Linked DNA regions of Homo sapiens: all the other regions are linked to region 3. A link is a loop called in an ENCODE intact Hi-C map of the cell type or tissue named here. Cell type or tissue: CD14-positive monocyte. All regions are shown on one strand. Each heading gives the region's core, and the rest is flanking DNA. Links, peaks and the distances in the headings are about the cores only. Region 1 overlaps LINC02217 (long intergenic non-protein coding RNA 2217). Region 2 has its middle 32 kb from the start of LINC02111. Region 3 overlaps BASP1 (brain abundant membrane attached signal protein 1).

What was found. Hi-C counts contacts between places; a loop is a spot of excess contacts. Peaks named below come from ENCODE experiments on the same cell type or tissue, not always from the same donor. Only the 100,000 strongest peaks of a DNase experiment are listed, where the experiment ranks them.
Region 1: a loop joins it to region 3, with 2.0 times the contacts of the local background. A loop is called at or near these places in 2 of 110 quality-filtered maps.
Region 2: a loop joins it to region 3, with 4 times the contacts of the local background. A loop is called at or near these places in 2 of 110 quality-filtered maps.

What each region holds. Positions count from the first base shown.
Region 1 is chr5:17,431,350-17,441,784 of GRCh38, forward strand. It overlaps LINC02217 (long intergenic non-protein coding RNA 2217), which reads left to right. Exons shown (of 2, transcript NR_134275.1): 2 at 10,120-10,345. Among named protein-coding and RNA genes, the nearest start is that of LINC02218, 7.4 kb to the right of the region's middle. In CD14-positive monocyte, for the core only: no CTCF peak of the experiment used is centred there; DNase peaks (open chromatin) are centred at 5,222 and 5,722; H3K4me3 peaks cover 2,046 bases; H3K27ac peaks cover 2,935 bases.
Region 2 is chr5:17,350,028-17,360,462 of GRCh38, forward strand. It overlaps the pseudogene FTH1P10. Among named protein-coding and RNA genes, the nearest start is that of LINC02111, 32 kb to the right of the region's middle. In CD14-positive monocyte, for the core only: no CTCF peak of the experiment used is centred there; DNase peaks (open chromatin) are centred at 5,774 and 6,124; H3K27ac peaks cover 1,355 bases.
Region 3 is chr5:17,249,682-17,260,116 of GRCh38, forward strand. All of the region lies in intron 1 of BASP1 (brain abundant membrane attached signal protein 1), which reads left to right. Among named protein-coding and RNA genes, the nearest start is that of BASP1, 37 kb to the left of the region's middle. In CD14-positive monocyte, for the core only: no CTCF peak of the experiment used is centred there; DNase peaks (open chromatin) are centred at 3,110, 5,920, 6,190, 8,260 and 1 weaker place; H3K4me3 peaks cover 2,603 bases; H3K27ac peaks cover 7,539 bases.

The DNA.
Region 1 (10,435 bases), core at 919-8,918, 180 kb after region 3:
TAACAGCAGCAAAATCTGGGTAAAGGCTAAATGGATGGATGATCTTTGTACTATTTTTATTTTTGCAACCCTTTGTAATGTTAAAAATTATTTCCAAATAGAAAGTTAAAAAGGTTATCCCAACACAATGTATCACTTCTGGTAAAATTAGTTATAACAATGTTTTCTTCCCTTCCCCCATCTTCCCCTTCCCATCCCCCACCCCCTTTCCTTTCTTCCTCTTTCCATTTTCCCTTGGCATCATATAAATGAATATAGTTAGGGAACTTCTGGCATACTGGCATATTCCACAGATTAAAAGCATTTAAAATTAAAGAATTAAAGGGAAGTATTGGCTAGATCTAGGATGGGCGAGATGGCAACAGAGTTGCAAGCAGAGGCAAGAGGATCCAGAACTTGACTTTGTGTTTCTGTAGCTAATAGGAAAGTTGTATAGAGAACTTGAGTAAAAGAATCACAATAGGCTGGGCGCAGTGGCTCACACCTGTAATCTCAGCACTTCGGGAGGCCGAGCTGGGCGGATCATCTGAGGTCAGGAGTTTGAGACCAGCCTGACTAACATGGTGAAACCTCATCTCTACTAAAAATACGAAATTAGTCAGGTGTGGTGGCGTGCGGCTTCCCTTCCCTTCCCCCTTGCCCCTTCCCCCTCTCCTCCCCTCCCCTCCCCTCCCCTCCCCTCCCCTCCCCTCCCCTCCCCTTCCCTTCCCTTTCCTTCCTCCTCCCTTCCTTTCCCTTCCCTTTCTTTTTCTTTCTTTCCTTTCTGGCTCTATTGCCCAGGCTGGAGTACTGTGGTGCAGTCTCAGCTCTCCGCAACCTCTGCCTCTCCGGCTCAAGCAATTCTCCTGCCTCAGCCTCCTGAGTAGCTGGGACTACAGGCACGCACCGTCATGCCTGGGTTCTTTTTGTGTGCGTTTTTAGTAGAGATGGGGTTTTGCCATGTTGTCCAGGCTGGTCTCGAACTTGTGAGCTCAAGTGATCTGCCCACCTGGGCCTCCCAAAGTGCTGGAATTATAGGTGTGAACCACTGGGCCAGCCTAGAATGTCCATATTTCTAATCTAATGGTTGCCAGGGGCATCACAGCATGCCATAGTGGTTAGTAATGTGGGCTCTGGGAAAAAAAGAGTTTGAGTTTAAGATAAGCTTTTGCATTTCCCACCTGGGTGATCTTAGACAGATGGCTTCATTTTATCATGTCTCAGCTTCCTCACCTATAAATGGCACCGGATAGGAATATCTTCGCCTGAAGGTACCAGAAAGTATGACTTACAGTAGCTTAAACAAAGAGAAACCCAAAGAGCAGGTGCTGCTGATCAATAGTGTGAGAGAAATGAGGTTTTTTGTCTCTGCCATACTTTGTGTGCGATTCTACTTTTCATACAAAAAGAAGGGAAAAGAGGCATGGGAGAATTTTTGCTGAGTCTGCCTTTTTATCAGAAAATCAAAGCTTTTCTCAAATTTCCAATAAGCAGAAACTCACTTATGGGCCTGATTTGTATCTCCTGACCACCTTTGCTTGAATTTGGGAGAGAAAGGAGATTATAGATAGGGCTTAAGTCAGACAATCAAGAGTGTGGGTTATTGTGTGTTACAGGGTTCTGAATATTAAATGAGCCAACGGCTGTAATGTTCTTAGAAAAATTCACAAGTGCTCAATTGTTAGCTTGTTATCATTATTGGTAATACTAATAGAAGTGGAATTTTTATGTACATATTGAAAATATCATCAGAAATAATTTTGATAAGACCTGTGGAAACAGGGGAAAAAAGATGAAGTCAACAGCTCCCTCCTTAGTTTCACCCTTGGAGAAGGCTTAGAAGGAAGTGAAGCATTGATGTGTAAACCACCTACATGCTTGCAAACACCTGTGATTGACCCTCTCTGTAGGCCAGGTAGGACTGTGGGACCTGCTTCCATAGAGAAGGGCTTGTAGATTTCGAAGAGGATGCTGGGATCCCAGAGTAGCACAAGTGGCTGCACTTATTCACTTATTTTGATTATAATAATATATGTGGTCATCAGTTTCTCCCTGATTTTCCATGTGGTTGGGCTATATTTATTTTGTTGGGGTTGGCTCAGAGTAGACACAACAATCTTTGCCTTGAACATTTTCGGTGAGCCATGTTGCCCTTCCTGGAAGTAGGGGTGCTTTGTCTGTCCACTGGGGCTCCATGTACACAAGTACACCCACATTTTATTGGTGGCTGTTTTCCAAGTTGCTAGCTTGGCGCTTTTCAAAATGTGCTGAATGGCCGTTTGGAACTTGTCTCTGCTGACTCCACTGGGCTCGGTTTCAAATCTCTCCTAATCCACTAATGAACCTTTATTAAAGTGGGAGAGAGAGGTTGAATCAGTCTTTGGCCGCATTATTAAAATAAAGTAGGAGCAGTGAAATGATCAAAACAGAACGATAACAAAGGAAAGCTCAGTCTCTCCACCACTCTCTATTCAGTTCTTTAAAGCTGATATTTTTGGGGAAGAAATGCCAATATTATTAGATTAGTTTTCAGTAGTCTTTAACTTTGTTTTATTTTAACTTTAATTTTGTTTTATTTTTCAGGGAGGAGACTGTCATTCACCAGCAAACCCCTGCCCCCTCACTTTTTCTTTTTTGTAATTGGAAGTTCAGGTTGAACTGCTCTGTAGTTATTCACCCACTTCTGCTGGTCAAAGGCCCATGAGGATTTAAATGACTAAATAGGCCATAAAATGCCAACCTTTTAGACGTCTAAAAAGTGTCTGCTGGATCAAACAGTCATCACGAACCACCCTTAGATTCCTCTGCCACTCACTCTGCTCCCTGTGTCTGGGACACCCTGAGTCCACAGTGACTCTTTGCCAAAGTATAAAGAAACCACCATGTACCTTTTCAAAAATGTCCACTTGTCCTTAAAGTCATGAATAAAGGAAGAGATGGCTTCCAGATATGCAACTGGACTTCTGACAGCCATCATCCTCTAAAATTTCCCTGTGTTTTGACTGAAGTTATCCACCCACTTCTGCTGGTTCCTGGCTCACATAAACATTGAGCAAGTAACTTTCCATTAGACCCAGAGGATAGACTAGGATAGAGTTCCGAGTGTCTGAAAATTCCTGGTCCCCAACAAAACTGTGTTCTGCTCAATAATTTATTTCGTAAGAAGTTATAATAAGTCTAGTCATTAAATCAAAAGAGAAAAACCTTAATGAAGTATAATATTGCTTGGTACTTGTTTTTGTCAGTTCCATTTCTTCATTAACTTTTTGATTGGGAAAATAAAGATAATTACACAAATCTATTCTCAAATTTAGCCATGGATGATTTGATTTCTCTTTCTGTCTCTTCTGTGCCTGTGCATACACACACACACACACACACACACACACACTCAGAGAACAGAGTTGTCTCTTTCTCTCTCTATATATATACAGAGCATATATATGTGTGTGTATATATATGTATATGTATGTGTATATATATGTATATATATATATAGAGAGAGAGAGAGAAAGATAGAGAGAAAGATGCTCCTCAACTTATGATGTGTTATGTTCTGATAAACCCATGGTAAGCTGAAAATATTCCAAGTCAAAAATGCATTGAATGCACCTAACCTTTCAAAAACCATAGCTTAGCCTAGTCCACTATAAATGTGCTTAGACACTTAACATGTAAATGTGGAATACTTACATCAGTTTACAGTTGGAGAAAATCATCTATCACAAAGTCTATTTCATCATAAAGTATTGAATATTTCATGTAGTTTATTGAATTCTGTACTGAACATGAAAAACAGAATGGTTGTATGGCTACTTGAAGTACAGGTTCTACTGAATGTGTTTCACTTTCACACCATTGTAAAGTTGAAACCATCATAAGTTAGGGACCATTTGTGTATATACCTATATGAGATATATGTTAGTAAGATATATATGTAAACAACATATATGTAAATGAGATATATAAAAACATATAAATAACACATAGATCTCCTTGTTGAATCCTACTGTGTACAAGACATAATTTTTTATGCTGGGATTCAGCAGTGAAGAAAAGGGAGGAAAGCTCTTGGCTTCACAGAGCTCACACTCTGGTGAGGGAGAAAACAAATATACAGAATATAAGAAGGTGAGGGCTGGGCATAGAGGCTCATGCCTGTAATTCCAACACTTTGGGAAGCTGAAGTGGAGGGATTACTTGAGGTCAGGAGTTCAAGGCCAGCCTGGCCAACATGGTGAAACCTCGTCTCTACTAAAAATACAAAAATTAGCCAGTTGTGGTGGTACATGCCTGTAATCTCAGCTGCTTGGGAGGCTGAGGCATGAGAATCGCTTGAAATCAGGAGGTGAAAGCTGCAGGGAGGTGAGATCGCTCCACTGCATTCCAGGCTGGGTGACAGAACGAGACTCCATCTCAAAGAAAAAAAAAAAAGAAGGGGGTAAGTACCATATGCAAAAGCAGAGCCAGGTGGGGGACAAGAGTGTTCAAGAGTTGTCATTTACCCATTTAGATGATATGGTCAGAGAGGCCTCCCTGAAAAGGTAATGTCTGAGCAGAGACTTATGGGAGAAGAGAGAACAGGGTGAGAAGATCTCTGGGGGAGAAGTAGAAAGTGCAAAGACACAGAGGTGGCGATGAGCCCCATCTGGTTGGGACAGAGTGAAAAAGGGGTTCAGCTGGAGGGGCCTGAGAGGTGAGGGTGGCAGAACGTGTGGAGGTGTAAGCTCAGCAGATGGTGGACACCCTGGAGGCCATTGTGAGGCTCTGGTTCTCCCTCTGTGTGATTTCAAGATCCATTGCATGGTTGCAGCTGAGAAGTGAACAAGCCTTATGACCTGGTTTCTCTTGAAGAGGATCTTTCCGGTAGGTGCCTTGAGAAAAACACAGGAGGGATTGGGAGGATGTAGAAATTCCTATTTGTAAGGGTTTGCGATCTGGGTATATGTCCACTGAGCCGTGAACTTACTGTCTCGAGTTCTGTATTCTAGTTGGGACTGTTCTGCTAACTGCTGGAGGGTATTGGCACAATCACTTAACGTTTTATTCAGAAGGGAAATAGAAGTGAACACTTAGTATTTAAGTTTGAGCCAGTTTCTTCTTAATCCCTATGATCTGTAGCCTGCTAGGATCCTCAAGTTTGTTTTTCTTTTTTTCCAACACCAGAGCATGTGTCTTTGCTTGCCCCACCTCTGTCCTCATAGTTTCTTTACTAACAGCTCTGACTTCCCTTCCCAACCTCTCTTAGTACATGCGGAAGATGAGAACAGTGGACAACGGCTTTGCTAAGCCCTGAATTGTTCCGAAGTTTGAAGTTGTAACCCATGAGCTACCTCTTTTACAAAAACAGTCAAAACTGGATGTTAGAAATATTTTGGAGGTTAAAGGAAGAGTGTCTTGAACCTCCCTACCACTGAACTGTTTAATATTCTAGAATTTATGTTACACAGTAAAAGATAGACAACTCTGTCTGCAGTTCTGGGACTGGGATATGCCTGTGCATACACGCATCTGCTCTGTTTTGGTTTCACTTCACTTTAGTTATTTGATTTGGTGTCTGCAAAACCCTGTGTGCACATTTTTATGATCCTTGGGACAATTTACTGCCAACCTTGCTTGAACTCTAAAATATGCCTCCAGTTTCGGAAAACCACAAATTATTTACCAAGGAGGCAAGGAAATGGAGGTCACTGGGCTCATTTCTTACATAATTTTCAACTTCCTTTCTGAGGCCTGACATCTCCCGGCAGTCACAGTGATGTCTTCCTTAGATGGATTCAATAATGGGGAAGAACAGATGAAAAGTGGTGAAAGTTGCTAACTGCTGTGTTCCTCTGCTTGCTTTTCATGCTGTGTGCCAGGAATCAAAGCTGGAGGAGCGGAAGGTAGATATAAAGTAACCCTGTTTCCTAGGTTATTGTGTTTATAAAGTGTTAAATAGGAAATGCGAAAAAAAAACCCCTCTGCTTTGTGGGAAACAAGGTCATTTAAGGTACGAAAACAACAGTATTAAGCTAAAACAATAGAATAAATAATCACTAAAATGAAAGTACAGAACAGGTATAGAAAGTCAATCTTTGAAACATCAGCTGTTGTCAGTTTCTTTCAAGATAATTCAAGGGTGACTAACATATAACTAGCAGATACATTCAACATACAAGAGAAAAAGAGTGAGGATAAAAGGGGGCAATAAAATAAATAGTGGAATAAGTGATGACCATAGATCAAATGGAAAGGACAAGGAAGGAGGAAAAGATAGCTCCTATGTGTCTAGCTTGGAAAGATAATGACTCAATTGAGTGAATAGGGGAGACACATTGAGGGTTTGAAAGCCAGGAACTCAGGAATTTTTGTTTATTTTTATTTTTATTTTTGAGACGGAGTGTAGTTCTGTTGCCAGGCTGGAGTTCAGTGGCCTGATCTCGGCTCACTGCAACATCCGCCTCCCGGGTACAAGCGATTCTCCTGCCTCAGCCTCCTGAGTAGCTGGGATTACAGGCATGCTCCCCCACATCCAGCTAATTTTTGTATTTTTAGTAGAGATGGGATTTCACCTTGTTGGCCAGGATGATCTCGATCTCCTGACCTCGTGATCCACCCACCTCAGCCTCCCAAAGTGCTGGGATTATAGGCTTGAGCCACTGCGCCGAGCTGGACCTCAGGAATTTTTAAAGACATGGCAACATTCTTGTTGTATGGGTTTACTTATGACAGATGGGTACATAGGTCTGTCCAAAGGGGCTGGGATACTTTGTTACGTTTGAGGAATTTTTTTCTGCTAAATTCTCTTTTCCCTTTCTTCCAAGGAGGCAGGGTAAGGAGAGGTACCAGGTGCTGGTGGATTGTTTACCTTGGAGATTTCCGCCTTACGGAGGAAATAGCTGGTAGAGTCAGCAGAGACCTCTTCTGGTGGGCCTCAGGGTTGTGAGTTGAGCACTTGGAGCAGGGAAATATTGGATGTTTTCATGACATCAGTAGGATTTAATTCAATCAATGAATAGGACCCAGAAATAAATTAGCTGAGACGGGTGGGGGAAGAGGGGCAGAATCCCAACTGTGCTTAGTTATAATTTGAGATGTAGAATAAAGAGTGCTCCAGGAAGCATGGCTCCAAGCAAATGATGAGTTTTTGAATCCCTTCATGTTTATGATTTCATTTTTTTTCCCTTCATGCTTATGATTTTAATTATCTCTGTTTCCCAAAGTGATTAGCGGAAACAGTTTAAGATGAAATGAATATATGTGCTGGAAGGGGAGGCAAAAGTAGGGTGACATCCCACTTCATAGTCAGGCTTGTGGGTGGGGAGGGGATGGTGCAAGTGAAGAGCGAGAGGGCTTGCTAGTGTCTGAGAGGAGGAAGAAGACGAGGAACACGAGCTCAGTTCCTGAAGAAAGAAATCGATGGGAATCCAGGCTGATTCCACTTGGATCTGCAACACTTCAGACAAATCCAGAAGCTGGCAGCTAGAATGAATGTTTATTTCTCAATGGAATGAAAAAAGAACTGAGATGGAGCTGAAGATATTGTACTGTCTAAAATGATTTACCTTACGGGCATTCAGGCTAATGAATGAGTTCATTTCCACATCCATGTGTGATCTATGTGAAGTTCATTTCATATCTGCAATGCTCTCTGTAAGAAATGTAGTCTAATGCCTGGCACTATTAAGGGCTCAGTAAATATTATTTTCTTACTTCTGATTCTACCCACAATTATACCTGATTCTCTATTATTCTGGTATGTGAGCAATCTCAGTCAAGCTTTCTACAGTGTATATCTTACTTTCAACATACAAAGTGTATATCTTACTTTCAGCATACAAAGTGTATATCTTACTTTCAACATACAAAGTATGTCGTACAGTGTATATCTTACTTTCAACATACAAAGTAAGAGTTAAGGCCAGGTGCAGTGGCTCACGCCTGTAATCTCAGCACTTTGGGAGGCCAAGGCGGGTGGATCACCTGAGGTCAGGATTTCGAGACCAGCCTGACCAACGTGGTGAAACCCCGTCTCTAGTAAAAATACAAAAATTGGCTGGGCATGGTGGCACATGCCTGTAATCCCAGCTACTCAGGGGCTGAAGCTTGAACCCAGGAGGCAGAGGTTTCAGTGAGCCAAGATGGTGCCATTGTACTCTAGCCTGGACAACAAAAGCGAAACTTCATCTCAAAAACAACAAAACAAAACAAAGTAAGAGTTAAGATGTAAAGTTCTAAGCTCCATTTCTTTTGAATTATTTTCTCAATGTTCCAATTAACTCATACTTGTCAGGCATAAAGTTTCTCCTTAAAATTGGTTTTATTTATCTCAGTTATGAGACAATTAGAAACAAATGGTTTCTATTTGTTTTGAAAAGCAGCTACAACCTTCAAATGATAAACGCAATTTATCCGTCTTTCATCTGTTCCTTGTTTTGACTTTGTTGAAATGAATTTCCTTTTTAAACTAGCGATATTCAAATAATTTGTGAAATATTTTATTTAGGTTTAAAATAAGGACTGTGGCACATTGATCATCTAGCCTATTAGAAACAGCAAGTCTTTCATCTTCAGCAGTTTAGTTGTAAAATGCCTAGCTATCCTGAGTTGGCTGAGATTCTTGAATGTAAAGATTGCTAGCTTTAAGAGTTTTGGGAAATTCTTGACTATGTTTTTTTTACATATTTGTCTCTCCCTATTCTTTCTTTTTTCTTTAGTAACTCCAATAATAAGAATAAAGGGGTTTGCACTATGATTTGCATGTGACTGATATGTGTATTCTTTTGTGTTCTCTGTGCTCTAGTCAAATACTTCATGTTGATCTGTCTTTGGGATCACTGAGCCAATCTTCAGCTATACTGTTCAGCTCATCTGGTGAGGTCTTCATTTCAAGTATTGTATTTTTCAGTCTTAGAGCAATTACTTTTTACAGATTTTGATTCAATGATTGAACCCCACATCTTTTCATCACTTTCATTCATATTGTCTTTCAATCTCTTTACTATATTGATCATTGTATCAAAATGTAATTTTAAGATGCTAAATAAAATATCATTTTCTTTCTTTGCATCTGCTTATGTTGTTTGTATGTTTCACCTGGTAATTGATCACAATCTCTTGCCTCTTTTTATGTTAGTAATATGTGACTGTATGCCAGATATTGTGGACAAAGCACATGTCAAAGCTCTGTATGATGCTACTTCGACCAGATAGGAATCTGTGCTTTCTCTGTGGGGCAGATAAGGTGAGGAGGTGATCACCCCAATCCAAGAGGCTGAACTAGGTCAAGACTGGGTTGACATTTTAGTAAAATCCTCTCCACTTCTAGCTATGTTTTTATTCCTCAGGCCTGTCTCTTCCACACTGTTGATTGACAGCTCTGAAAGAAAGTGGAAGTTTCGGGCTGTGTAGTATCCTGCCGTATGCTCCATCCAAATTTGATGAGAATCTTGGGGAGACCAGCCACCTTCTGAGCAGACTCCTTTCCTCCAGTGGAACTTTTCCTCCCAATTATTATGGGACTTCTGAAGATTTTAACTTACTTTGCAGAAACTCCTAACCTTTTACTCAGCCTCAATTTAGCAAGGGTACTATGAGGAAAATTGGCAAGGCATTTGGGGATACTTTTGTTTCCAAATTGTTGTGGTTGCTTCTATGAATGCCACAAGCTTTGCTGGCTTCTCTTTCCTTCCTACAGTGCTTCTGCATGAACCAGATCTGATCTGTGTTTCAAATCAGCAAACATCCCAAGAAAGAAAATAGCCTGTGAAAGGTAGCTAATCTTGGCAAAACACTCTGCTCTCTGGAATTTTTGTTCTTTTAATTCTTTTTGTTTCCATAATTCACTGATCTCTTTATATGGATTTTTTTTGCAATTAATTTGTCGTTTTTAGTTAGTCTAACAGGATTGTATTCTCCTGCAACTAACGGCATTCTATTTATAACCACAAGTCCCCTTAGGGTCAACTTTTAAGAAGCCTTGGGCAGCTATGTTCTTCCAACCTAACAGTCCATAAGATCTTCCCCTATTTTTCCAGAAGCTTCAGATGAGACTATCACAAAGAAAAGTATGGACATATGTGACAAATAGAGATTACAAATTAAATTCTTACTGTCCAACATGAAAAACTTGACTGTCCTTTTTTTCTGTGTGTCCAGATATACAGGGAGTCCACGGAGCCTCCCCTGCAAGCATCAGTACAGAAGTCGATGATAATCTGGATGCAAGCCCAGGAGTGTGGAGTCCACTGACTCAGAAGACCTGCATCTAAGGAATTGGCTGTTCTTATCCTTAAGAATGATGACTGTGTTTCCAATTCCAGTAGACCCTTTGATGCGTTCTGAATAAATATTCCTTTTGGAATTGAACTTCTAGAGCCCTTAACTTTGGCCCACTCTAGTTTTCTGTCTGTTTTTTTTTTTTTTAATATTTTTTTTTTGTAAAGATAAGGTCTTGCTTTGTTGCCCAGGCTGG
Region 2 (10,435 bases), core at 1,218-9,217, 100 kb after region 3:
AATATAATTGGAGAGTGCAAATTTGTATTTAAGAAAAAAATACAGAGTAAGATATGACAGTGTGAAATTAGGTGAAAATTGTGGGGTGCTGACTACCATATGTAATTTAGGAATTCAGACAAAAGACAGATGAATGCTGGCCAGAGGGAACCATCTAGGACAGTTTTCTTTCCCTTCCTTCCTTCCTTCCTTCCTTCCTTCCTTCCTTCTTTCCTTCCTTCCCTCCTTCCTCCCTCTCTCCCTCCCTCCCTCCTTTCTTTCTTTCTTTCTTTCTTTCTTTCTTTCTTTCTTTCTTTCTGTCTTCCCTCCCTCTTTCCTTTCTTTCTTTCCTTCCTTCCTTCCTTCTTTTCTTTCTTTTCTTTCTTTCTTTCTTTTCTTTTTCTCCTTTCTTTCTTTCTTTCTTTCTTTTTTTTTTTGACAACGTCTCATTCTGTCACCCAGGCTGGAGTGCAATGGCACAAACTTGGCTTATTGTGCCTTAACCTCCTGGGCTCAAGAGATCCTCCTGCCTCAGCCTCTTATGTAGCTGGGACCACAGGCATGCACCACCATGCCTGACTACTTTTTTAATTTTTTTGTAGGATGGGGTCTCACTTTGTTGCCCAGGCTGGTCTTGAACTCCTGGGCTTACATGATCTGGAGAGAGCTTTCTTGAGGGTGGTTGCCTGTGTAGCCTTCTTCCCCACCAGGTAAACCTTAGAATTTAGAATATGAATTAAAGAATATAAATTCAAGTCATATTTAATTGAGAATATGAATTAAAGAATAAATACGCTAAGAAGTAGCAGGTTCTCAGCTTAGATTAAGTCAGGAAAAGAAAAAGAAAAAACACTTCAGATATTTCCAGCAAAGAGGTATTTAATATGGAGAATTAGATTACAATTTACATTAGATTTAGGTTAGATTTAGATTTACAATAGAATTAAATTACAATTGTTAGACGGGTTGGAGGAGTGGAAAGGAGAGTGTGGTTTTCAGAGGTCAGGAGCTACAGAAACCTGCTTCCAACTGCTTAGATACCACTAAGGCTTCAAAAGGAAAGATGTGTACTCTCCTTCTTCCTTCTAACCTTCCACAAGAGCCTCCTGTTGGCAGATCCTTGGCTGGAACCAAGCCGGCATGGGCGTCTGTGAAATGTGGTCTCCATACTTCTAGCCCCTGTGAAGAATCAATAGGCAATATCTAGCTCAGGACTGGTAGGACGCACGTGATGTTTTAGAAGGATTTTTCTGCTAGTGACCAAAGTCCTATTTCCCTAAGAATGCTTTTTCTTTTCTCTTCTAACCCATTCTGTATCCCATTGCCACTGCTTTTGGGTTTGTTTTTGTCTTGTTGATTTGTATCATATTAACACTTTATGCTTGCTTTACATATGTTGGTTTTATTTCCCTAACTGGATTTTTTTTTTTCCTAACTAGATTTTTAAAGATTGGGAGCAGGCTGGATGCAGTAGCTCACCCCTGTAATGCCAGTACTTTGGGAGTCCGAGGAGGGAGGATTGCTTGAGCCCAGGAGTTTGAGACCAGCCTGGGCAACAAAGTGGGACCTCGTCTCTATTTTTATTTTTTTAATTAAAAAATTTAGAAGCCGAACTTCACATACTAGCAAATAATAATCTGTGTGCACAAAGAACAAGACACTGTTCAGGATGCTGAAGGCAGAGCAATGACCAAAACAATCTTAATCTTACTACAGCTTCCATTCCAGCAAGGAAAACTGAGAATAAACAGCAAATGCATATGTAATATCACATGGAGAAAGATGCTCTGGAGAAAAAAAGAAAGTATTATAAAGTGATAGTCAAGGACAGTGGTGGGTGTGGCAGGGGGCTACTTCATAAATAATGGTCAGGAAAGAATGCTCTGATAAGAGGAGGGTAGGATATGAGAGAGAGGGAACCATGTGTGTTTCTGGGGAGAGGTTTCCAAGCAGACAAATGAGGAAATATGGAGTGAGGTGGGAGGTCGCACAGCACATTTGAGAAACGGCCAGAAGTCCAATGAGGATGGAAAGGAGAGAGCAAGGGGAAGTGGTAAAAAAATAAGATGACAGAAGGGGAAAGACCATATGCTGCTTATATCTTATTTCTTCTGTATCCTTCCTAGAGTTGGCCTTCTTTCGGGAAAGTAGCCATGTTTCACTCCAATCTTCAAACCCAACACCCACCATCTCAAGCATTATCATTTTCCCTTCTGTATTTTATTTTGTGTCTTCTCTCCAATGTGGCTCTGTAGCTACATTTATTTTTTCTTTTATTAAATTGCAAAGACCGCTTGCTGGAATGATGTATAGATTGGTTATTCCTGTAGGCAGGTTGCCCTAGCAACGGGAAAATCTTACCCATTTCAGCAAATTTTATCAATAAAGCAGTCTAACCAGAGACTAATGTTCACATAATTAAATGTCTGCTGTACTTTTCCTCTGTTCCTTAACCATGGTAATTTTCAGATTGTTAATTAGCCGAGTGCCAATTGATTGAATGGCTCCACAGGAGTGGAAACTAAGAAAGCATAATAATAGAATGATCCTAAGCATCACAGGTGACAGCCCCAAATCACCCTCTTGCTTTGGTTTCCAAGTTAACCACAGCAAATCTTTATCCTTTCCAGGAAGAGGCATACAGTTTCCACGCTGAACACCTGGAATCCATTTAGACTGGCCAGTGTCCACTACCTAAAAAGCCTTGAGTGCTAAGGAAGCAGTGTTTGGAAGGAGAACAGAGTGTATCCAGTCATGCCAACTGCAGTCTAAGAATGATCAGTGAAGTGGCTCCCTGAAGGGGCAAAGTGAAATAAATGCATGCCAGCCGGGCACGGTGGCTCACACCTGTAATCCCAGCACTTTGGGAGGCCGAGGTGGAAGGATCACTTTCGCCCAGGAGTTTGAGGCCGGCCTAGGCAATATAGTGAGACTCCATCTCTACCAAAAAACAAAACAAAACAAAACAAAACAAAACAAACAAACAAAAACCCCCAAAATTAGCTGGTTGTGGTGGTGCATGACTGTAGTCCCTGCTACTCAGGAGGCTGAGGCAGGAGGATGGCATGAGCCTGGAAGGTTGACGCTGCAGTGAGCCGAGATTGAGCCACTGCACTCCAGCCTGGGTGACAGAGTGAGACTCTGTCACACGCAAACACAAAATACATGCCATTCCTTTCAGGTTAAAACTTAAGGTGACCTCAGGTTCAAATGATAATAGTGGTTACACTGAATATGTGGTCACATATTTGTTAGAAAACATAAACTTTTAAGTATAACCCCCTCTATAAGATCATATATCCAATTCATTCATAACAGAGTTGCTCAATATGTCCACTTTCTTGCATTCATAAAATGCAATATGTACATTTTTCTGATCTTGTCTGCATTTGTGATTTTAAAAAAATCCTTCAGAAAAGATGATATCATGATCTTCTATGGCTATAAATGGCATGAATATAGAATCATCTTCATTTTCTTTTGGGGGAAGTTTTCTTTGAAACACAACCCAAGTCTTTCTAGGTTCTGTGTCATGCATAGATATCTAATTTGGCATGAAGGATTCTGTGAAATGATTGTTTTGGCTTGCCACTCAATAATAATGTAACCTCCTTATTCCGAGGGATGTAGTTCACTACAATGGGAAGGGGTATATATAGGTATTGGAGAGAGACTCCTATCTCTTCACTTTTTTTTTTTTTTTTTTGGTACCCAATTTCTTTATGTGAAGGAATGGTACAAATCAAAGAACTTAAGTGGATGTTTTGGTACAACTTATAGAAAAGGTAAAGGAAACCCCAACATGCATGCACTGCCTTGGTGACCAGGGAAGTCACCCCACGGCTATGGGGAAATTAGCCTGAGGCTTAGCTTTCATTATCACTGTCTCCCAGGGTGTGCTGGTCAAAGAGATATTCCGCCAAGCTAGATTCGGGTGCTCCCATCTTGCACAAGTTGGTCATGTGGTCACCCAATTCTTTGATGGCTTTGACCTGCTCATTCAGGTAATGTGTCTCAATGAAGTCACACAAATGGGGGTCATTTTTGTCAGTGGCCAGTTTGTGCAGTTCCAGTAGTGACTGATTCACATTTTTTTCCAAATGTAATGCACACTCCATCGCATTCAGCCCGCTCTCCCAGTCATCACAGTCCGGTTTCTTGATATCCTGAAGGAAGATTCGGCCACCTCCTTGGTTCTGCAGCTTCATCAGTTTCTCAGCATGTTCCCTCTCCTCATGAGATTGGTGAAGAAAGTATTTGGCAAAGTTCTTCAAAGCCACATCATCGCGGTCAAAGTAGTAAGACATGGACAGGTAAACGCAGGAGGCGTAGAGCTCCAGGTTGATCTGGCGGTTGATGGCGGCCTTTAGTCCTGGTGGTAGTCCTGGCGCACCTGTGAGGTGGACGCGGTCGTCATGGCGGCGACTAAGGAGAGGCGGCTGCGTTCGCGGTGGTGACTGCGCAGTGCTGGAGCGGCGGCGGGGGCCTTGGGGCAGTCCGAGGGCGCGGTGAGGAGGTGACGGAGGGCTGGCTATGGGCAGCCGGCCGGTGTGGGGGACGAGCGCCAGGTTCTGTCCAAGCACTGTTGAAGCAGGAAACCCCGACGACTCTCGTGGAAGAACGTCCATCTCTCTACTTTTAAGCTAAGTTGAAGCAGTCTGTTATCCTCACTGATACTCACTTCCATCACCACTATTTTCCCCACTGTGAAATGACTAAAATACCATCCACCACTCCTGCTCTGAGAATTAAAAGATAACCTACACAGAGCCTGGCACATAGGAAGCATTCAGTGAACTTTTTTTCCTTTTCCTTCTCTTGTCCTTAAAAATATACAACATGAAATTAAATAGGATGTAGTCACACTATTGAAATAAATTTTCTTGTAGCAAATCTTATATGTCTTATTTATTTATTTATTTATTATTTATTTTGAGATGGAGTTTTGCTCTTGTTGCCCAGGCTGGAGTGCAATGGCACAATCTTGGCTCACTGCAACCTCCACCTCTTGGATTCAAGCGATTCTCCTGCCTCAGCCTCCCGAATGGCTGGGATTACAGGCACGCTCCATGACGCCCGGCTAATTTTTGTATTTTTAGTAGAGATGGGGTTTCACCATATTGGTTAGGCTGGTCAGGAACTTTTGATCTCAGGTGATCTACCTGCCTCGGCCTCCCGAAGTGCTGGGATTACAGGCGTGAGCCACCGCGCCTGGCCATCTGTTTTATTTTTATAAAAAGAAACATAAAGGTAAGTGAAATGTAAGTGTAATAAATAAATGTAAGTGAAAAGAGTGACTAAAAACACAAATGCCAAAAGCAATTCCATAGAAAGACTTTAATTTTCTATCACTTTATCCATAAAGGTACCAAATATATATTTCAAAAGATTACTCTCCTTTTGATAAAATAACTGCAAACCATTGTTTCATGTAAAAATATTAACACATTTCTTGGTATCATCCAATAACTATTCAGTGTCATTATGTTTTACAATTTATTTTTATAATCAGATTCCAAATAAAAGATACATATATTTTGAAAAAATAAACTTAAGATGATCTCATACCATTGAAATAAATTATTTAGTTACTGGTAAAACAAGCTCATATGGTTTGGCTGTGTCCCCACTCAAATCTCACCTTGAATTGTAATAATCCCCACATGTCAAGGGCGAGGCCAGGTGGAGATAATTGAATCATGGGGGCAGGTTTTTCCTGTGCCGTTCTGGTGACAGTGAATAAGTCTCAAGAGAACTGATGGTTTTATGAAAGGGAGTTCCCCAACAAGCTCTCTTGCCCACTTCCATGTAAGACACATCTTTGCTTCCCCTTTGCCTTCCATCATGATTGTGAGGCCTCTCCAGCCATGTGGAACTGTGAGTCCATTAAACCTCTTTCCTTTATAAATTACCGAGTCTAGGTTATGTCTTTATTAGTAGAGTGAGAACAGACTAACACACAGGTATATAAAAGATTTTTTTGTTACAATAAGTTGTATCTCTTGTCTAAAATATTTATAAGCAAACCAAAAAAAAAAAAAAAAGCTTGCCTTAGTCAATGAGTCAATGTTCCCAGAGAAACAGTACACACACTGTATTAGTCCATTTTCATGCTGCTGTATAAGATCTCATGAGACTGACTCACTATCATGAGAACAGCACAGGAAAGACCTGCCCCCATGACTCAATCACCTCCCAATGGCTCCCTCACACAACACATGGGAATTCAAGATGAGATTTGAGTGGGGACATAGCCAAACCATATCACACATGCATACATATGCACACACATATACATATATACATGTGTACATACATTTATCTATTGATTGATTGACTGGAATTGGCTTACATGATTCTGGAGAGTGACAACTCCAAAATTGGTAGGGCAGACTGGTAGGAAATTTAGCTAAGAGAAACTTCTGTCTTTGCTTTTAAGGCCTCCAACTGATTGGATGAGGCCCATCACATCATGAAAGGTATTGTGTTTTACTAAAAGTCTACTGATTTCCATGTTAACCACATCCATAAATACCTTGACAGCAACATCTAGACTAGTGTTTAACCAAACAACTGGGCACCATAGCCTAGCCAAGTTGACAGGAAAATTAACTATCACAAAGCTCAAAACAAGAGATTTGATATTTTGATAGTTCTGGTTTTCTAATGGTAGTTTCTTTTTTAAAATGTAAAGGGACAAAAAAGAAGTGAAACCAGGATGTAAAAGAAGTATGGCCACCAGGATAAAAGTGATTCTGCTCATAATAGCAACTTCCTTGTCCTTCATCTTTTTCATTTCCTTAATGATAGCTCTTTTATATGATAAAGCTTTAAGGAAGTTGGGTAGAATATTCATAAGGTGGCTTCATAATTATTTTATATAATACTGTCAAGATAAAAGAGTAATCATGGCTGGGCGTGGTGACTCATGCCTGTAATCCCAGGACTTTGGGAGGCCAAGGTGGGTGGATCACTTGAGGCCAGGAGTGCGAGGCCAGCCTGGCCAACATGGTGAAACCCCATCTCTACTAAAAATACAAAAATTAGCTGGATGTGGTGGCTCACACCTGTAATCCCAGTTACTCGGGAGGCAGAGGCAGGAGACTCGCTTGAGCCTGGGAGGTGGAGGTTGCAGTAAGCCAAGATGTTGCCACTACACGCCAGCCTGGTTGGCAGCAAGACTCTGTCTCAAAAAAAAAAAAAAAAAAAGGATTTAAAAAGAAAAAGAAAAAAAAGTAATCACCTTGACAACAGAAAACTATTACATATCCTGGGCAAAATTAAAATTTGTATAATTTGAGACCTTGTTCCCTAAGATAACATTGTTTCTTTAATGTGATATGGTTTTCATTTATTTTATTTTAGGTTCAGGTGTACATATTCAGGTTTGTTACATAGGTAAATTCATGTTGCAGAGGTTTAATGTACAGATTATTTTGCCACCTAGGTAATAAGCATAGTACCCAATAGGGAGTTTTTCGATCCTCACCCTCCCCCAACCCTCCACCATCAAGTAGACTCTGGTGTTTGTGTTCCCCTTTTTGTGTCCATATGTATTCAATGTTTAGCTCCCACTTATAAGTGATAACATGCAATATTTAGCTTTCTGTTCCTGCGTTAGTTTGCTTAGGAGAATGGCCTCCACCTCTATCCATGTTGCTGCAAAGGACATGATCTCATCCCTTTTCATGGCTGTATAGTATTCCATGGCGTGTGTGTACCACGTTTTAAAAATCCAGTCTACCATTGAGCATTGAGGCTGATTCTTTGTCTTTGCTATTATGAGTAGTGCTGCAATGAACATATGTGTATGTGTGTCTTTGTGGTAGAATGGTTTCTATTCCTCTGGGTGTACACCCAATAATGGGATTGCTGGGTGGAATGGTAGTTCTGTTTTAAGTTCTTTAAGAAATCGCCAGAGTGCTTTCCACAATGGCTGAACTAATTTACATTCCCACCAGCAGTGTATAAGCATTCCCTTTTCTTCACAACCTGGGCAGCATCTGTAATTTTTTTACTTTTTAATAATGGTATGGTTTTCTTAAGACAAATGATTTTTGTTTTGATAGCACAAGTGTACAGAGGACTAAAATCAATGAATTAATTGGTGTTGGGTTTTGGCCTTGCAGAGATGTCTCTCTTCAGCTTGTGTGGTTGTAGCATATGTATGTTTATGCAATTTTCCATGACTGTCAGTTTATCTCATTAGATGATCTTCTCTTGCACAAAAGGAGCTATGCCTTCAATATCTTTGCAACATCGTCCCAATCTGATTTAGACTTTGCTGATATTGGAACTACATTCTGTATTCATAAGGACTGCCACACTGTGATAGTCAACTTTGATGTCGAGTTTATATGTCGCTTTTGCTAGGCTATTGTATTAAGTTATTTAATCAAACATTAATCTAGAGGTTGCTGTGAGAGTATTTTGTAGATGTGGTTAATATCTGCAATCAACTGACTTTAAGTGAAAGAGATTAGCCTTGATAATACAGGTAGGCCTCAACCAATCCATTGAAGGCCTGAGAGCAAAAACTGAGGCTTCCTCGGGGGAAGAAGAAACTTTGCCCCAAGACTATAAAGTAGAAATCTTGGTAGGGTTTCTATCCTGTCCCCCGCCCTAAGTATTTCAGTCCTGCCAACTCCCACAGTCACACAAGACAATTCCTTGAAGTAATTCTCTGAAAAATGTGTACATATACATTTATATGTATATGTATTTATATTCACACACACACACACACATCCTCTTAATTTTTTTCTCTAAAGAACCCTGAATGATACTAACACTAATACTGCTTTTGTTTGACTCATCTGTTTGCATTATTGAACTTGAAATATGTCTGTTAAAAATCAGCTATCTTTATGAAATTGCTTAGTCCGACGGACATAAGAAATCATCTAGGCCATGCTACTGTGGACGTATTTGTATTTCAAACAGTCTGGGAATGGTTGGTGGTTTGGAAAACGTTTTGCATGTTACATTAAATGTAAGGTTTATTGAATGCAACGGTACCATCTTATAACACTAATTCATTTGGCTGTGGGATTCAACTTTGAAAGTATTCATTGGCAAATATTCCTAGGATTGAGCTTCTAGTAATATAATTAGATGAATGAAAGTACCTAAAGTCATGACCAACTTCAAATTATATATATAGTTTTATATATATGGTAGATATATCTGTATATATATCTGTGTATATCTCTCTCTATATATCTTTATCTCTCTATCTGCAAATGAAAGCATACATGAACACAGGGGTGTGGGAATTGAGAGCATTTAATCATGACTGATGGGTGAAGTTCAAAGCATGTGGTAAAGATATCTGCACAAAATTTCAGTACCTTAAACAAGGATGCCAGAAACTCTGCTTGGTTTAAAAACAAACACTAGCTTGAGGATGTGGTTTAGTTTTCTGATAAGGATACAAAAACGGAGAATAGCATGGATGTTTAGGGTATGGACCGATTCGTACACCTTCTCATAATTGCGGCCAACAGAAATCTGCTTGAGACGAGGCTGGATGTGGAGTTCATTGTTAGCATTTTTCCAGAAAGGCAGCCACAAATATGTAGGCTTTGGAAACTCAACCTGGAGCCACTTTGTGACAGAGAACAGAAAATTGGCAACAACTGTTTTTTGAAAGTGAATTTTCTGTGTGCGTGTTAAAACATGTGGTTTTACAAATGATCACGAGTATCACCAAACCCACAGTTTTATTACTCACATAAAGTTTTCTTCTGCTTTCTTGAGTTAACCAATGGAATTGGAGGAGCCTGACATATGAGTATTTACAAAAAGTTGGGAAAGCGATGTCAGGAAGTACAGGATTAGAGGGGATGATTTCTGGGTAACTTGCATCGAGCAAAGCGTAACCGCTCCTTTCTGCTGACGCTGCTTTTTTGAAGGTCATAATCTCTCTCCTCATTGTCAAGTCCAGTGATTTTGAATCTCCCCTTGTTCTCCAGGGCTTCTGCTGGAGCTGCTCCTCCAGCATGCTGCTTTCTGACATCACTTTTCTCTGGCCAGTTGTTCTTCTGGTCTGCGGATTTCTCCTCTTTCTCCCAGGCTAGGTTGCTCGAACTTTCTTTTTTACAGAATGAAATTTAAGAGCCCCTAAGAATAAAATCATTTGGGGGAAGGATTATTTCATCACTGGGAAAACAAGTTTTCTAGTCTCAACTTTTCCTACCCTCTGCTACCCTTCTTCCTTACCCTTTGTAAAGAAAAGAATTTTTCAATCACAACAAAGCATGCTAGGAATCCTTCAAAATTAACCAGAGAAAGATATTTCTTGGGTTGTGACTACTTCACTAAGAAAAGTCTAAAAGACCCCTGGTGTTTCCTGAGATAGATGGGTACCCCAGCTCCAAGGAGCTGGCTTCAGCATGGAACCAGGGACATGGGTCCCGGAGGCCCCAGCTGGCAGCACGTGTTGGGAGAAACAGGG
Region 3 (10,435 bases), core at 1,319-9,318:
TTTTTAAACTTCAATTTAGACTCTATTTTTTTTCTATAAATGATTCTGTCTGTAGTAACGTTTATCTATCTTTGCATCTTCCGACTTTATTAATTTTTCTTCAACCCACAACTTGATCTAAGTCTTTTTCTTGACCATTTGTAAGGCTTCTCATTCTAATGTGTTTTAAGGATTTCCTTTTATTTTTACCTATTGCTGACACCCTTCTTGCTAGTGCTGTTTTGTCCACCTATACTGAGGTACACCATTGATTTTAATTTTTTTTTCTTCTTGTTTTTAAGACTGGAGTCTTGGTCTGTCCTCCAGGCTGGAGTGCAGTGGTGTGATCTCAGCTCACTGTAACCTCCGCCTCTTGGATTCAAGCAATTCTCGTGCCTCAGCCTCTAAGTAGCTGGGGTTACAGACATGTGCCACCACGCCCAGCTAATTTTTGTATGTTTTTTTTAGTAGAGATGAGATTTCACCATGTTGGCCAGTCTGGTCTCAAACTCCTGACCTCAAGTGATCCACCTGCCTTGGCCTCCCAAAGTGCTGGGATGATAGGCGTGAGCCACCGCGCCCGGCCCTGATTTTAATTTGGGGCATATTCCACTTGACTTTAAAAGGTCGCTTTGTTCTTTACAAAACTTTGCACTTCGTAAAAAGTGTGTTCTTTGATGAACTTGTCTATTCTTTTCTGAAATTTTCAGCATTGACTTTATGGTAACTATTAACAATCAGTCTAATTTTTTGTTACTATTTATTTTTTACAGCATCAATATATAATTTATGTGGAGAAGTCAATGAACAGACTTGGCATTTTTAAGTGATTCTATACTCCAAATACTGGTCATTGAGAAAAGTTTGTTTGAGAGATGATCATAGGGGAAGGGGTCGCATGAATATTGTATCGTCTAATGTATTGAAGTTTATTTTTATTTTTATTTTTATTTTAGTTTTTTGAGACGGAGTCTCGCTTTGTCGCCCAGGCTGGAGTGCAGTGGCCCGATCTCGGCTCACTGTAAGCTCCACCTCCCGGGTTCATGCCATTCTCCTGCCTCAGCCTCCCAAGTAGCTGGGACTACAGGTGCCCACCACCATGCCCGGCTAATTTGTTGTATTTTTAGTAGAGATGGGGTTTCACTGCGTTAGCCAGGATGGTCTCGATCTACTGACCTCGTGATCCGCCCGCCTCGGCCTCCCAAAGTGCTGGGATTACAGGCGTGAGCCACAGCGCCCGGCCAAAATATTTTAACCTGAATTTTTGGTGTTTGAAGAGTGGTTTTGAGCGATCTACACGCTGTTAGATTTAGATTTTGCTGCATAGAACAGAAAACCTAAAACTAAAATGGCTTACGTGAGAGAAAAGGTTAACTCTTCATATGTTAAATTCCAGAAATGGGTTCTAGGGCTGATCTGGTAGTTGAGGGGTGTGATCAAGTTTCCAGATTTCAGATATCCAAAATACCCTGATTTTATCATTACACATTGTATACAAATATCAAAATATCACATGTACCCCCAAAATATATAATGTGATTATATGTCAATACAAAACCATTAAATATCCCAAATACCCCGATTTTATCATTACACATTGTATACAAGTATCAAAATATCACATGTACCCCCAAAATACATAAAATGGTTATACATCAATACAAAAGCATTAAACATCCCAAATACCCTGATTTTATTATTACACATTGTATACAAGTATCAACATATCACATGTACCCCTAAAATATATAAAATGATTTTACATCAATACAAAACCATTAAATATATGTTAAAAAGATTTCAGACTCATCTCTCAGCTCTTCCTTCCACAGTGTTGGTTTCTGTGGAAGGGTCCAAACAGCGGCTGGAGCTCCAACTGTCTTTGTCTAGCAGCAGGAGGAGGTAGGGAAGAACAAAAGCTTTCTCAGAAGGCCATGCAGTATTTCAGCTCATATTTTGTTTTCTAGCACCTAGCAGTGGAGTTATGAACATATTTTAGTGGAACATATTTAGTGGAACATAAGCATTGGATGTGAGGGTAGCGGTGGTGGTGGTGAAAGTTGGTCCAGAAAGACTCCCACATTTCTGGCTGGGCGATGGGGTGGATGTGGTTCTAATCTCTTGGGAGGGAGCAGAGGAGAAAGAAGGTTCGGGTAGGTGAGAAAGGTAGTGATGAGCTCACTTGGGGAAATGTTGAGTTTGAAGGACATCCTGTTGGGTCAGTTGTAGACCACTATGTGCATGAGTCTGAAGCTCAAGAAATAATCTAGTGGGCGCTAGAGTGTAGACAAAGAATCCTCAGTATCCCAGAGGGCTTTCAAAACCCTTCAACTGGATGGGTCTCCCAGCAAGTGCACCAAGACTGAATTGGTGAGCGCCAAGGATGACAGCCCCTTGAACCTTTGGAGGAAGTCATGGACAGAGGGCAGAGGAGAGGAGCTTAGGTTGGGACTTGGAGATGAGAAAGCTAGGTCTAGGGAGAATTAAAGGGAAGCTGTGACTGGGGAGTAAGCTCATGATAAGAAACAGCTGTGTTTTCTTTAGCTTCATTTTTGCCATTCGGCTATTATTTTTTGGTATTATGGAAACATCGCAAACATGAACATTCTAACTTTAGAGGTGGGCAGGCAGGAGATAATCAGAAGGGCGCCACAAGACCATGTAATCTGCTCAAGAGGGAGCATTTAAGTCTTTATTGTCTTATTTAATTTTTATAAATCCCCTCTCATGTAAAGGTATTATTATCCCTATTTTGTACTTGTGTAAAAACAGGCTCAGAGGTTAGGTTACTTGCTGTGTGCCATGCAGCAGAAAGGGATGGAACTCTTGCTTGACACCCAAGCACGTTTTTTGGAGATGTTCTCTGTGGATGTTGTGCCTTGGCACCACACCTCCTGGGGAGTTTAACCTGTGTGTCCAGAGTTTTTGACCTGGTACGTGCTGTGTAGCAACCTGTCTCTTTGCTCTCAGGCAGAATACATAGAAGAAGGAATTAGAGTTAAGAAACAAAAAGACTATCTTGTTTCCCAATCTTAAAAAGTTCCCATGTGACATTGTTTTTCACTGATAATATTGTTGCAAACCAAAAAGTTCCTGATTAATCTTTGCAATATCCTTTAGACCTGAATCACACTCTCATCTGATCATAGGAACTGAGTCACTAGTGAAGTACCTTCATCTAAGACTCTGGGCAGGGGTCAGTCAAGTTTTTCTTAAAGGGCCAGATAATAATAAATACTTTAGACTTTCCCAGCCATGCAGTTTCTGTTGCAGCTCCTCAACTCTGCTCTTGAGTGTGAAAGCACTTGCTGATAATAGGTCAATGAATGGCCATGGCTGTGTTCCAATAAAACTTCAGGTAGCCCAGTATACTCACCTCTCCTCTAGAAGAAAAGACGAATTCTAGAATTTCTAGCTCATAATCTGGCAAGTAAAATCATCTGACAAAATCATAAAATAATCAATTGGTTTTTTTTTCATTATTTTCAAAGTTCAAAATATTTAGTTACTTTAAAAAGGACTTATCTCTGTAATGATTATTTATTTGTTTATTTGTATTTACTTTTTTAAGACAGGGTCTCACTCTGTCACTCAGGCTGGAGTGCAGTGGCGTGATAATGGCTCACTACAGCCTCACCCTACTGGGCTCAAGTAATTCTCCCACCTTAGCCTTCCCAGTAGCTGGGACTACAGGCGTACGCCACCATGCCCAGCTAATTCTTTGTATTTTTTGCAGAGATGGGGGTCTCACTATGTTTCCCAGGCTGGTCTGGAACCCCTGGACTGAAGTGATCCTCCTACCTTGGCCTCCCAAAGTGCTGGGATTACAGGCATGAGCTACCATGTCTGGCTTATAATGATCTTTTACAAGTGTAATGATGGTTTTAGGAGAACAGATGCACAGTATGACATTAGATTCCCCACTTTCTTCTCTATTTTGTTTCTTTCTGTGTAGTCTTGCTGGAATTCTGATTAATCATGGTCCTTCCCAATCTCTCAGAATGACCCATATCTTTCAGAACTATTGTCTTAATCATGAAGACCCTCAATTACCAAATTGAGAAGTTTATGTTGCTTTGACCACCATCTGTGTGCATCCCGATACCTGGGGTTACAGACTGGAATCTGTGATCAAGGGAGAGCGTGGATACTTGCTTTATTAACAAATTTACGTGTGTTTTACTCACCAGTGATGAGAAGACCACCGACACATTCAGGAGGCTTTATGGAACAGAGAAATCCTTCAACATTAATTACTGTATCTAGTGTTTTTTTTTGTTTTATGCAAAAGATGTACGTAGCTATTTTGGAAAAGCATTATAAGTAGAACTTGCATGTTGATAGCTTTAGGATGTGTTCAGATTACAAATCTCCATTTGTACTATACTTGAGTTTTTGGTAATTTGAACTAGACTAGATCTTTAAGGGAAAAAATATATATATATTTTTTCTCAGAGAACAAACCAGGAAAACTTTAGCATCTTGAAGGTAAATTAGTGTTGATTATGACAAGTGAGAATAATTAATTTGCAAATAGTCATAAGCAGATTATCTTTTTAGCAGTTAGTTCTCATTTATTTGTAATTGAAAAAACAAATATCTGCTAACATAATTGTAATTCATCTTTTGTGTTCATTTTTAAAGTGCCTGTTCCTTTCCAGACAAGCTGCACTCATGCATGGCAGTGTTACAAGGGTGGGCTTGTAGACTGAGTTTGGGAAGTGCTATGAATCTACTAGGATCACCTATCACAATCAAGATTCCATAATTCCAAGTAAAGGAAGATGCTTTTGCCTGACTTAGATGATGGTTCGGATTCTAGTGTAGTTTTTTTTGGAAATGCAGTTCTGTCACTTTCACAGCTATGTTACCAATGAAATAAGTCTGTGTGAATAAGTAAAGGGAGGTAAGTTGATAAAAGCATTCAGTTTGCAACGGATCTGCAGTGCATCATGGTGCTCAATACAGTTTTTGAATAATCACATTTATTTATCAGATTTTAATTGGAGAAGATTTGCAGATCCCACCTTTGAATCATTACAAAGTATGAATCCTGTCATCTAGAATACTGAAATTTAGTATGTACCATGCTTAGGACTGATCCGAAGACATTTTAGGTTTGAATAAGAAAAAAGAGGCAAAGAGGCCCAATATAAAAACAGAGAGAATAAATCTTAAAGCACCATCTATGTTGGATATCCTTATTGCAAGAGATCCCACATTGGACAGACGATTTCAGTTGACACCAAAGGAAGTAAGAATTTTCTGAGACTGACGGGTATCTTGGTAAATGTTCCCTCTTTGCAGGTGGTCGTAGATAATTTCAATTCACCCTCTGCTTTCTTCGAACTGACGAAGGTGTAGCTTTGATATTTTCCCCTCTTCATGTTACATGATCATTTATTCTAACTGGCAACATTTTATTTATTTATTTATTTGGACCCATTGTTCCAAACATGTAAAAGATTTGGACCTGCAAATCTTTCTATGTTAGTATTTATTGTATTAGTGTTTGAGATACCTGGAATTTTGGAGATGAAGTGACTCAATCCATTTATTTTCTAGAAGAAATCTTAGAGATGTGAGGGACAGGTGTAGATTCACAAGAGCTAGGACATGCTGTTCTAACAAAAATCCTCCTTCCCTTTGGTTCAATTTTTAATCTATTTTAGGTCCTTCCATTTCACATTAATGACATAGTAATCTACCCACTTAAAACTATAATAAGTTCACTAGGTTTTTTTTTCCCATTAAAACAGACTCATGAGTCATAGTTTACTATTACTTTCCAAGCTTTTATTCTGTATTTTCCTTAACATCTGAGAATCATGTGGAATCTGTGGTACCTGTGCTAATCTGAAGCCACTATGTATTTTGAAACCTCTTGCCCCACGTTGGATGCCTGGTGTCGATCAGGAAGTGTTGCAACGTGTAACACATCACTCACCACTCTTGACGGTGTTACAGGGTAGGAAGTTGTAGAGATGCAAGGCTGACTGTGGACGTAAATAATAGAACATTCAGAATCATCACTGAGGCAGAGTTTTGCCAGCTTGTATAAATCAGGTAAATTTGCTCATGTTAAATGCATCTCTTTCACTTCCACCTTCTGTTTCAAGTTGACAATGTTTGCATTTGACTCCTATTAAGACACTATGCCTTTCCTCAAACATATCTGTTGCAATTTCATGATTTCTTAAGACTAATGCTGTCACCAGTATATTTCATTTAGCAACGTCCTGCACACCAGAGTAGGTTTCTAGATAGGGAACTCAAGATACTCACATGAAGGAGGCATGGGCTGAGTGTGTAGGGTAGAAACTTGGTCTTTGAATCAGAAGGAATTTGCACCCAGCTGAGGGAATCTTGAGGTGTCCTCTTGTTGACATCTGAGGTTTCACATGCTCTTCATTTGTCTGGTATCTGCATGACTTGCCTGCACCCCACTTTTTTGCAGCTTCCACCTTGGCCCATATCTCAGAGCACAAACAATTTGAAGGACATTCCAAGGTGAATCCAGAAAACTACATTAGGAAAGATTTAGGAGCCTGCCTAGTTCTTTTCTACTCTAACTCTTGTGGAATAGATTGATTTTTCTGTTGTAGTTTATTTGTTAAAATTGTTTAAGGCCACACTGTCAGAATTTAGCTCACAGGCTAGCATCGGCTCTGCTACCTTTGACCCTTTTAAGAGTCATAGTTTTCCTATGATGTAGAATGGAAAGATCTATGGGCAGTCAGGGTCGACCTTTGGGTGCCCTGCTTCTAGTGCAGTGCCTGGATGTTTGTGTCATTTCTCAAATAAATAAGTGAATTTGAGTGCTCAATAGAATCTAGTTGTGTGTATACATTATTACTGCACGTTTGTGCAAAAACTAAAAATTATAGACATAAAGGATACAATTCTAGTCATTTATATTACAAATGAAATAACCAACCCTGGGAGGTTAACAGTGGCTTGTTTAATGTCAGCAGCTAGTTTAGTGGCTGTAACGAGACTGAATCCCAAGTTGAACAGAAATCGTTTAAAAATTCAAGTTTTAAAAATCAAGTACAATGAATGATATTGGCTGCTTTTCTAAGGAGAGTGATTCTCTAAGCCTATAGGAAAAAAATACTGGTGGCTGACTTGTGGCCTTAATTGCATGCTAAGGTTGAGGAAGGATCTCCAGTAATTCTTTGCTTTACTTTGTGTTTGAATATAGGATTTTATAGCTGTGGGTGGAAAAAAAAATATTTCTAGGGAAAAGGTTTCCTGATAATTTAACTGAACCCCAAACAAGTGAACTGGGTGAAACAGAATATGGCACATGGTCCTTTATCACAACCTTTCTACCTAACCTAAAGCCAGTAAGATGGAAATAGTTTGGAAAAGACACTATCTGCTGAGGTTGCTTTAAATAGAGTCTCTCCTGGGACTTAGAACACATTTTGAGGCTCATTCTCCCTTTTGATAGTTTCTTGGAGACATTTTTCTGTATATACTGGATGCAGGCATTTGTATTCCTGGATGGCATTCATCTTTTACCAGTGTGAGGAGGCTGTTTTTATCATTGTGAGATTTATTAACATTTACTTGCTCTTAGAATCTACAGATTATATAACAGATATTGCAGGCTATAACCTAGAATTTAAATATTAAAAAGAGTGATTAAAAAACAAAACAAAAAGAGTGATTCTTTTTGTTATAATTGAATCAATTCCTATTGTTTACCTGTGTTGAATACAGTAATTGGTCCCACCGATCTTTTACTTAATCTTGAAATTCAGAGTTATTCTCTATTCTACATGAATGGAGCTGGGAAATGGTTTTAGGTAAATGAAGGTAAAATGTACTGAATACCTACTGTGTGTAGTGAGCTGAACTATATCCTTTACTGCAAATATTCCATTTAATGCTAACAACCACCTCCCCTTCTATTTTCTTCTGTAGGCAAAGGTTGAGTTCACTGAGGCTGACTCCCTGCCCCAGGTCACATAGCTGAACGTGGTCTCTCATCCCCTTGCCTATGTGCTTTTTTTCACAGAGTATATTGGATTGAGATCCAAAACTTATTGGCAAGCCATCAAAGTTCCGCTTGAACTAAAAGAGGAAAACCTGTTTTCTGAAATGTGAACTTTAATTACATAAAATGGAGGCTTCTGAAAACAGTATTGTCTCACAGGGCAGGCTATAAACCTTGAACAATGGAAGCTTCATGTTGTGTAAGAAAGGAGCTTACAGAGCCAAACAGCACCGTTCCTGTGTTTCCCCTGCCAGTGACAGGAGCATCTGGGGTAGCAAGGGGACTGCCCAGGGCCTGGTGTTATCATCAGGGGTTCTTGAAATTGCTCACACTGCTCTTGCTTTTCCATACAGGCTGCTTATATCTTGCCTCCTCTGGCTAAACTGTGGTACTAACAAGACGGCAGTTGGCTGCTGGGGAAATTCTGATAGGGAGAGTAGGTCTGGGTCATTCTAATTTATTTGTGGCTCTGGTAGCAAAGAGAACTCAAAGGCAGTATATCTCTATAGCTGATGAGATTTCACTGGGGCCGACACCACCTGTTCTGTGCACACTCACTTCTCGGTTAGACCTGGCTAGGTTTTCTGCTGTGCTTGTTTTTAGCTTTGTAACCAGCAGTAATCACATTGGTCTTTGGGATTTTCATGTTTCAGGTTTTACAGATGATGCAAAAGCATTAGTTTTCAAAGTCACTGCAAATGCTATGTATATGTATTTCTCAACATGCAGCCCCTGCACTACTTGTTTTGGTGTTACCTGGTCAACTTGGTAGAAAATAGATTCTTGGGACTCATGCTGAGCCCACTAATTAATTATCTTGGGAAAGAGATAACACTCCCCCCACCTATATTTTTAACAAGCTTCTCAGATGATTCCTGTTTACATAAATTTCACTCCCAATATTAGACACGTTATACAGAAACATTGGCAAATAAGAGGTTGAAGTGACTTTGTTCTGAGTCACATCATGAGTAAGGGGCAGTTGGTATTGAATTCTAGTTTGTGTTTCATCCCCAAGTCTGGGGATGAAATGCATCGTCTCTGGAATTCCATGGCTGGGGACAAATACCCTCTGTTATGTTTTTAAATGTCACAGCCCTCTGGGATTCACACCTTGGGTGTTGCCTTGTGGCTCAGTGCCTGGTTTTTTAGGTAGCTAAAGGGCTCAAATTTGAAGAAGGCAAAAGTGTGGAGCAGAAAGTGAGCATGGACAATTTGGGGTGAAGCATTTGCTTGAGAAATCTGGGGAGATACATTTGAATTTATAAGGAGGGACCAGATGACAAATGTCATTGAAAGTCACACTATGCTGTTTGAACTCAACATGGCAGTAGAATCTGGAAATGGCACACTGCATATGTATTAGTCCATTTTCATGCTGCTGATAAAGATAAACCCGAGACTGGGCAATTTACAAAAGAAAGAGGTTTATTGGACTTATAGTTCCACATGGCTAGGGAGGCCTCACAATCATGGGGGAAGGTGAAAGGCAAGGATGAGCAAGTCATGTCTTACATGGATGGTGGCAGGCAAAAAGAGAACTTGTGCAGGGAAACTCCTGTTTTTAAAACCATCAACTCTCGTGAGACTCATTCACCACCACAAAAACAGTGCAGGAAAGACCTGCCCCCATAATTTAATCACCTCCCACGGGGTTCCTCCCAGTACACACGGGAATTGTGGGAGTTACAATTCAAGATGAGATTTGGGTGGGGACACAGCCAAACCATATCAGCATAGTATTCATCTTTGGATTGAATACATTCTTTTATTAATTTGGCAAACATTTACCAAACCCCTGTTAGTGCTGAACATGACAAAGGAAAAAGCAAATTCTTTGTTTAGTATGTCAAGGACATACATAAAGGATTTTAGATGGTTTTCACTGAAAATCATTAAAATATGAAATAGCATTAGGACTGAAAATACTACATTTGCTGTTGGTGCCAAAAAAAATTGATACATGAAAATGTCAATATGTAAGAATTTTAGGTGGTCGTGAAAAGTGTGAACCAGCCCTTTATTTTTGGAGACAGGAACTACTGGAAATAAATTGCAGTTATTTCTGGAGTAGGCAGGCTTCCCCTCTTCTCCCTAATCACCAGCCTGTCTTTGTCAGGTGGCCACATTGATCGAGCCTGTCATGGCTCCAAGCCCATCATGGTCTGTCTAGTCCATTAAGAAGCAGCAGAAATATCTCAGCTGCTCTAAGTGTTTTCCTTGTGCCTTATTTTGAGCTCTGTTTGGAGAATTCTAAATTAGTTGTGGTGATATGATCTATTAGTTTCCTGGTCTATGGAAGAGAGAAATGGTACAGAAATGATCTCTGCAGTTTGCATTTCCTGAGCGGGTTGTGGTTCACTTACTCCCTTTATTGACCAAAAGAGCAGGTGATTCATGTAAAATCATATGTTAGGCTGCAATAACTGGGGCTTTTGAAAGGACCACCCG